Regions from separate parts of the Homo sapiens genome. Here region 2 is linked to region 1. Evidence: chromatin contacts called from ENCODE Hi-C or POLR2A ChIA-PET data. All regions are on one chromosome and are shown on one strand. Each heading gives the region's core, a stretch centred on a gene start or an enhancer-like site at or near the end of the contact. The rest is flanking DNA. Distances are from core to core; before and after follow the strand shown.

Evidence for each region. A loop is a pair of places that touch in the nucleus more often than their neighbours do. ChIA-PET counts read pairs that join two places held with the same protein, here RNA polymerase II (POLR2A). Pooled maps may share reads with other maps.
Region 2: a map of PC-3 shows a loop between it and region 1 (5-fold over the local background). The contact joins two enhancer-like sites. A Hi-C loop is called at or near these places in 10 of 168 maps with a recorded cell type or tissue (Caco-2, Calu3, GM12878 and 7 more), 1 of 37 single-sample maps with no recorded cell type and 5 of 50 pooled maps. POLR2A ChIA-PET finds 5 or more read pairs at or near these places in 11 of 52 experiments (A549, Caco-2, HepG2 and 8 more).

What each region holds. Positions count from the first base shown.
Region 1 is chr2:187,528,832-187,532,337 of GRCh38, forward strand. The region is part of intron 1 of TFPI (tissue factor pathway inhibitor); the gene reads right to left. All of the region lies in intron 3 of CALCRL-AS1 (CALCRL and TFPI antisense RNA 1), which reads left to right. Among named protein-coding and RNA genes, the nearest start is that of TFPI, 24 kb to the right of the region's middle. RefSeq lists a silencer at 1,191-1,485. Within about 2 kb of position 1,705, at least 2 of the 41 ENCODE cell types and tissues checked have a DNase peak (open chromatin) inside an H3K27ac peak, as active enhancers do; they include PC-3, where a contact is called at or near this core.
Region 2 is chr2:187,579,363-187,582,513 of GRCh38, forward strand. No RefSeq gene overlaps it. Among named protein-coding and RNA genes, the nearest start is that of TFPI, 27 kb to the left of the region's middle. Within about 2 kb of position 1,454, at least 3 of the 41 ENCODE cell types and tissues checked have a DNase peak (open chromatin) inside an H3K27ac peak, as active enhancers do; they include PC-3, where a contact is called at or near this core.

The sequences.
Region 1 (3,506 bases), core at 455-2,954:
CTGTCAGATTTTTTAAGATAGTGTTGGTAAAAAAAAAAAAAAATTAGTAAAAATCATATTTAACACTGATGTATAGATTGAGTAGTGTGACTCCTTTTTATAAAAATGGTAAGAATTTGAAAAAGGCAGTAAAGATTTGATACAGGCAGTCACCATCTTATAATGGAGTCATTCCAAACTATGTTGGTAGGACCAGTTTTTTGGAACACTGAACATACAATATTATAAATGAAATTTATGTTGATAGTTAACTGGTAAAAACAAACGAACACGAATAAAAAAGCCTCAATGCATAAGGATGAACTAGTCCAGGTTTGAAGTTTGGTAAGAATGCTGCATCAGACCCAGTTCAAGGTGGCTTTTATTTGCTATCACTTCCAAACAGCCAATAAGTCTTAGAATGGATCTTCACCAGGTAAGAATACAATTGATTCTGTGAGTGAAGCTCTCAGGAGCTCTCTCAGTCTATTAGGGTTGCTGTAACAAAATATCACAGACTGTGTGGCTTAAACAACAGAAATTTGTATCTCACAGTTCTGGAGGCTAGAAAATCCAAGATCAAGGTGCTGGTCCAATCGTTCCTGGTGAGGGCTCTCTCTTGGCTTGCCAATGGTGGCTGCTTTCTCCCTATGTCCTCACATGGCCTTTCCTGTCCTGTGTGCACATGGAGAGAAAGAAAGATATCTTTTCTCTAAGGCCTTCTTTAAGGCCATCAATCCTACTGAATTAGGATTGAACATTTATTATCTCATTTATGTTAATTACCCCCTAAAACCTTACCTTCAAATGCAGTCACATTGGGGGTTAGGTATCCAACATTTTGGGGAAACACAACTCAGAGCAGGAACATTCCTAGTGTTTCAAGAAAGTGTCTCTAACTTGGTTGCAAGTTTGTCTTGGAAGTGGGGGTCACTGCCTTTCTATCAGTAGGCTGGAGCTGAAGATACATCAGCCCTAGAGTGCACTTTCTAATGTGCAATTCAATTCTTTCCTTTCCACATAGCTATAGACTTTGATTCTCTGTTTCTTGCGGCATTACTAACCTTTAGGCAGGACTGGTCATATCAATCACATTTCTATTGAAAATACAGCAATCGCCAACTTCTTATGTTGTACATTTTATGATAATTTGCCCAAACTATGGTGTTTGTTTATTCGTTTGTTTTTGGTTGTTCCTTAAGAGTGAAGTACTGGTCTGGGAAAGTGACTGTTTTCTGTAAGTGTTCTCCAATGAGAAAGTGTATTTTTTGCTCACAATAAGAAGGAAAGACTTGGCAGGGAAAACAGATCCTCACCTTCGAATTCCTTCTCTACCCTTATTTCTCAACTGTAATTGCAAATCACATGTAAGAGAGCAGAAGGCACTGCCCTGGAGGTCAATTCTTGTAACCTGAAATTGAGTAATATATTTGTTTTCTGATTCAGTTAGTTGTGCAGACTAACTATGAAAGTACCCAGAAGGCTTGTTTTGAAATTGGAGATCTTTTTCAAAATTGCGCACAATAAAATTCGCATACTAAACATTCTAAGGGCCCTAATCTAAATATGTAATATTTACCACAAGATTTTAGGAAAATGATCAGTTATTATCATGAATATGAAAAAAGTTGGAAAGACATTCCCAATGGCAGCAGAGAGAAAACCTGGTAAATCCTACCCATATTGTCAACATTATCTCTTCACTTTTGGCATCGTCCCCTGACTTAATCACATGAATGGAATGGAAATATTGCTTCTATATAAAATCTCTACTCAAGTGGTGTCTTTCAGAGCGTAAAATAACTTGATGGTTACGTTCTCTTCCTTCCTATGCTTTTTAAATCACTGTACCTCTTCCTGTGTTACACATTATATATTTATTTGCTTACTCTGTCTTTTCTCTCAAATGTAAGCTCTTTAAATATGGGAATCATGTTTGTTCTTTCTGGTACCCTCTGGAACTCAATGGATATTTGTGAAATAAATCTTTTATGAATTAAAAATTCGGTAAAAATTGTTTTATTTTGTATTTTTTTTACAGAAAGTAAAAGGTCACTGGAGAAATTTAAAACAAATATATAAGCTAAAATTATTTTAAATGGTATGAATAAAAGTGAATATAATGGGTAATGGGCCTCGAGTATAAACTAATCCTTTATTAGGGAAGACAATTATTACTTAACTAATCATTTTTCCTTTCTTCCACCTTTGTTTCTCACAAAACCTGTCCATATTCTGTACTCATAAAATGTATTCTCAAAACTTCTATTAAATGGACAGTAATGGAGTCACAGCAGCATCTGGCCACAACTGACTTGCCAAGGAGTCAATACCTTTACAGACTCAGGCTAACTACTGTCTGTAGAAAGGTGTGTGGTATAGAGTTCTACAGAGGGCCAGTACTAGAGAGGCTGCTGCAGTAAACTTAGTTGTTTATATTTTAGTTTCTGGCTTAGCTCATGACTGTAGAGTCTCTAATATACTCTATATTCTACCAAAGAATTCCAAATTGTGCTTTCAAGGTCTTATTATATAAAATGTTTATTGTGTCTGAATGAATTCAGTCCGACAATGAATCATTAAAATGTGATGTATTTTATCAGCACCTTATTGATGTAATAATTCGTTTCTTTTTACAGTTATTACAAGTGTCAATAACAGAAAAATATTCACAGAAATTTTTCTGTTTTTTTGCAACCATTTGATTATAAATAAATTTTCATATCAATTTTTCTATTTAAAAATATCGATAGCATATTCCTCTTTTGATATGATTTATATGATCATGATAATCGTACAAGTTCTATGTCAACCAAAAATTTTATTTTTCCTCATCTCTGCAATGGGAAAAATTAAAAAAGGTTTACCAATGCAGTCACCTAGAAATTGACCATTTTATTTATGTTTGATGCCATTTACAAAAATAGTTTATTTTTCATGTAAGTGATACATTGACATGTCTAAAGACAGCATTCTATTTGATATTATTAAAATTGTATTCATTATAGTTAAATAAAATTTTTCTATGACCTTTTATAATACACTTAAATACTTTCTTCCAAAGGTAGAAAGGATTGAGAGAATGAAGATTTCTTACCAACTGCTTTTATTTAAAATTTTTTTTTCAAAATTGGAGGATTCTATTTATTTTTAGCTACATATTTAACTAACTGTTCTATTCTTTTAGTATTTAAAATATTAAAACTGTCTTTTTACACTGGAAAAGTAATACATGTGTATTTTTCCAAATCATAAAACATAAAGCAGAATAAAGAAAATACAGAATAACCATCAATCTGCCTATTCAGAAGCAACCTCTGGTTGTATATGATTTCTTATGCATGTTAATATGTATAAGTGTGTGTATATGTGTGATTATATTTATATGAGCATATGTGAATGATCATTGCACATATATTGTTTGGTAACCTCCTTTGTCATTGAATGAGATAATATTGATAACTTTTGAGTTGCAGGCAAGATGGCTGAATAGAAACAGCTCTGGTCTGCAGCTTCCAGTGAGATCA
Region 2 (3,151 bases), core at 204-2,703, 50 kb after region 1:
GGTAAGAATCATAAAAATATTGCTAACAGATAATCTCTATTTTAGACATTTGAAAATAATTTCCTGTAAGTTTATAAACATTTTATTAAAATATTTTTACTTACAAGTTTCTTAGAAAAAACTTTAAAAAGTATGAAAAAATAGCACATATACATATCACATAGACATATTTATTAAGCACCAACTATATGACAAATACCGTTCAAGGATTTAAAAAAACAGCAAAGGGCAAGACAGATAAAACCACAATAAAGTGAATTCTACCAATGATCACAACTTTTACTCTGAAGGAGGATTACAACAAACTGAAGAATGTCTCACCTTTTGATATATCTCCTTTTAAAGCTGCTTAGAAATAAGTTATTCATGTAAAATTCTGTTTATTTATGCCTTTTAATTTATAGAGAGTCAGGTTGGTGTATCTTGGGGAGGTTTTCACTGGTTATTCAACATCTAAAATGTAAAGAAAAAATTTTATTCATCTCATATTCAGATTTTTTAAAAAAAAATTTAAAATTTGAATCCCATGGTGAATAATTATATTTTTATGTCAATTTCTAGTCACTTGCACTTTACAGTTTATGATAGTAAACTCCTTTAATGACACTTAAATTTTTTTTCTCAGTTTTATAGGCAAAACCTGGCAAAATTTTAAATTTGCAGTCCATTGAGTAACAGCGAAGTTGAATATTAATTTTCTTATTGGATATTTTTCTTTTTCTTTTGTGAATCGTTATTTATGTTCTTTGCTTATTTTATATTAGGTAAACATATGTACATATATTACATATGTTACATAAACTTACGTATATATTTTGCATATATGTATATATACACATAAGCTTAAGGATAAAATGCAATATTCTTTCTATTATTAGATACTATTGTCCTAACACAAATCTGTATAATGATAATAGTAGTATAGTAATAATAAACATTATTTAATACCTAGTACTGTTGTATCTTTTCAAATAACTATTTTAATCTTTAAACAATCCTCTAAGGTAGCTATTGTCACTATTTTAAATCTAAAGAAATTTGAGAATTATTAGAAAGCTCAATTAAATTGGCCAGAGTTTTAGTACTTACTGGCAGTAAGGAGCCAAGCATAGTTTAAACTCAAATCTGTTACTCCTTTGTCTGTAATCGTTCCAGTGGGCACTAATGCATCGACACCCACTATGCAAGTGATTAGAAGGCAGAGAGTAAGTGACATTTTGATTCGCATTGGCAAGGCCCCTTCTGTCATCATGAAATTATTTTTATAATCTTTCTTCTTTTATTATGTTTTTATTTCTAACCCAAAGGACTGATGTTGTTTGAAATAAGAAGTGTTTGGTTGGTTGAAGTCTTTGTTTGGAGAGGAGAAAACTGGAATGTGATCAAAATTTGTAGGAATAGAGAAGAAAATGGTGGTCCTTCGAATACTATGTTTCTTCAAATTCTATTAAAATGATTCATGCTTGCTCAGAGAACAGGGATTACTTGTGGTTAATTACTGCCCTCTGTTGACGACATGATATATAAATTGTAATTCATGTTCTAAAAAGAAAGTTAAAACTACAAGAAAACTCATTTATGAAGATTAGTAATTAAACCTCAAAAAATTCAAGTGCTTGCCCAAACACCTATATAGCTAGTTAATTACAGGGACGACTGAGACTCCAAGTGTCATAAGCTATGATTAGTCTCGTGTTGACTAAATTAACAACAGTGTTATTTTTGGCCTGAAAATATTTTCCTATTTTCTGAGACTCAAAAACAAAGGTTGTAGTACTCAAAACAATTCAAAATACATTTTATTCAAGAAAAATTTAAATACAATTTATATTCAGGTTAAAATAAATTATGCAGTACAGAAAAGTGGGAAGTGGAAAATAAATATATTTTTCTCACTCTCTACTTGATCCCAGAGGTGACAATCACTAACTGTTTGTTGTTCTGAAATGAATTCTAAATGCTTAGAATTTTTTTCAAAACTAAAATACTGGTCTCTAACTTTTTTAAAACTTAAAATATATGTCTTAGGGTTTATTCCATATAACCACATAGAGATATAGCTTAGTTTTTAATATGACTGCCTACTATTGACACTTTTGAGGATTACAGGCATGTTTAGAATGCCCTTAATTTGGAGTAACTTGTTATTTCCACATAATTAAATTCAGGTTATGCGTTATCTTCTAGGATTATTACAAAAGTGAGGTTGTTTTGTTCTCATTTCCTTCCACCAGGGGGCACTTCATTTTGGTTTGTCTCGATCAATGTTCACTTCGATCACTGGATTAAGGTGTTTCAGGCTTTTTCATTGAAAGCTACCCCATTTTCCTGCTTCTGTGTACAAGAAGGATTTGAGTGGCAAAAGTGCTCAGCTAAGATAAAAAATAAGTAATTACCCCGTCAAATCCTTTGTCCCAAGTAACAGGAATAATGGAATGGATCATAGAATGTTAAGCATTATTTTCCCAAAAGTGCTGAGTGTCCTAGTTTGATTCTAATTCCTTTCTAAAGGAACATACAAATAAATGAGGTATTTGTACCAGTTGTACAAGGAGGGGAAAGAACCTTTTCCTATATACGACAATTCATTTAACTCAAATTTGTTAATATATAAGTCTATAAACAACACAGAAAGTATAATCATGGTTCTTTCTATTGGCAGCTAGGTGAATATTAGAACTGATGATGGTTTTGTTTTTCTTAAAACATTTACTAAGACATAGTCATTTTTAAATAATATTAAAGTTTCGGTTTCATTTGGCTATTTTAAATTTTCATATTCATAATAAATTTGCAATTTGTATTTGCATTTTAATAAGTAATTTTGAATTCTTTAGAAGAAAAAACTTATTGAAAAGATGATGTTTAAAAATGTTTAAATTTAATTGAATTTACATTTTTGAAAAAATATTTCAAATTGCATGCGCTTAAATACAGTACAACAAAATGATGCAATGATCATGCTTGCAATATAATTACTGGTTTTGCTGAAATGAAGGCAAGGAAGATCAATATGGAATAAACATATACTTATGAATTATCTATGTATTTTCATTTATTATTAATCCAAGCATCATAACCAATTAACTAAATACCTAAATATGCAGAAAAAATGTATTTGATGTGTCTAAATATTTTGTCAATTTTCCTA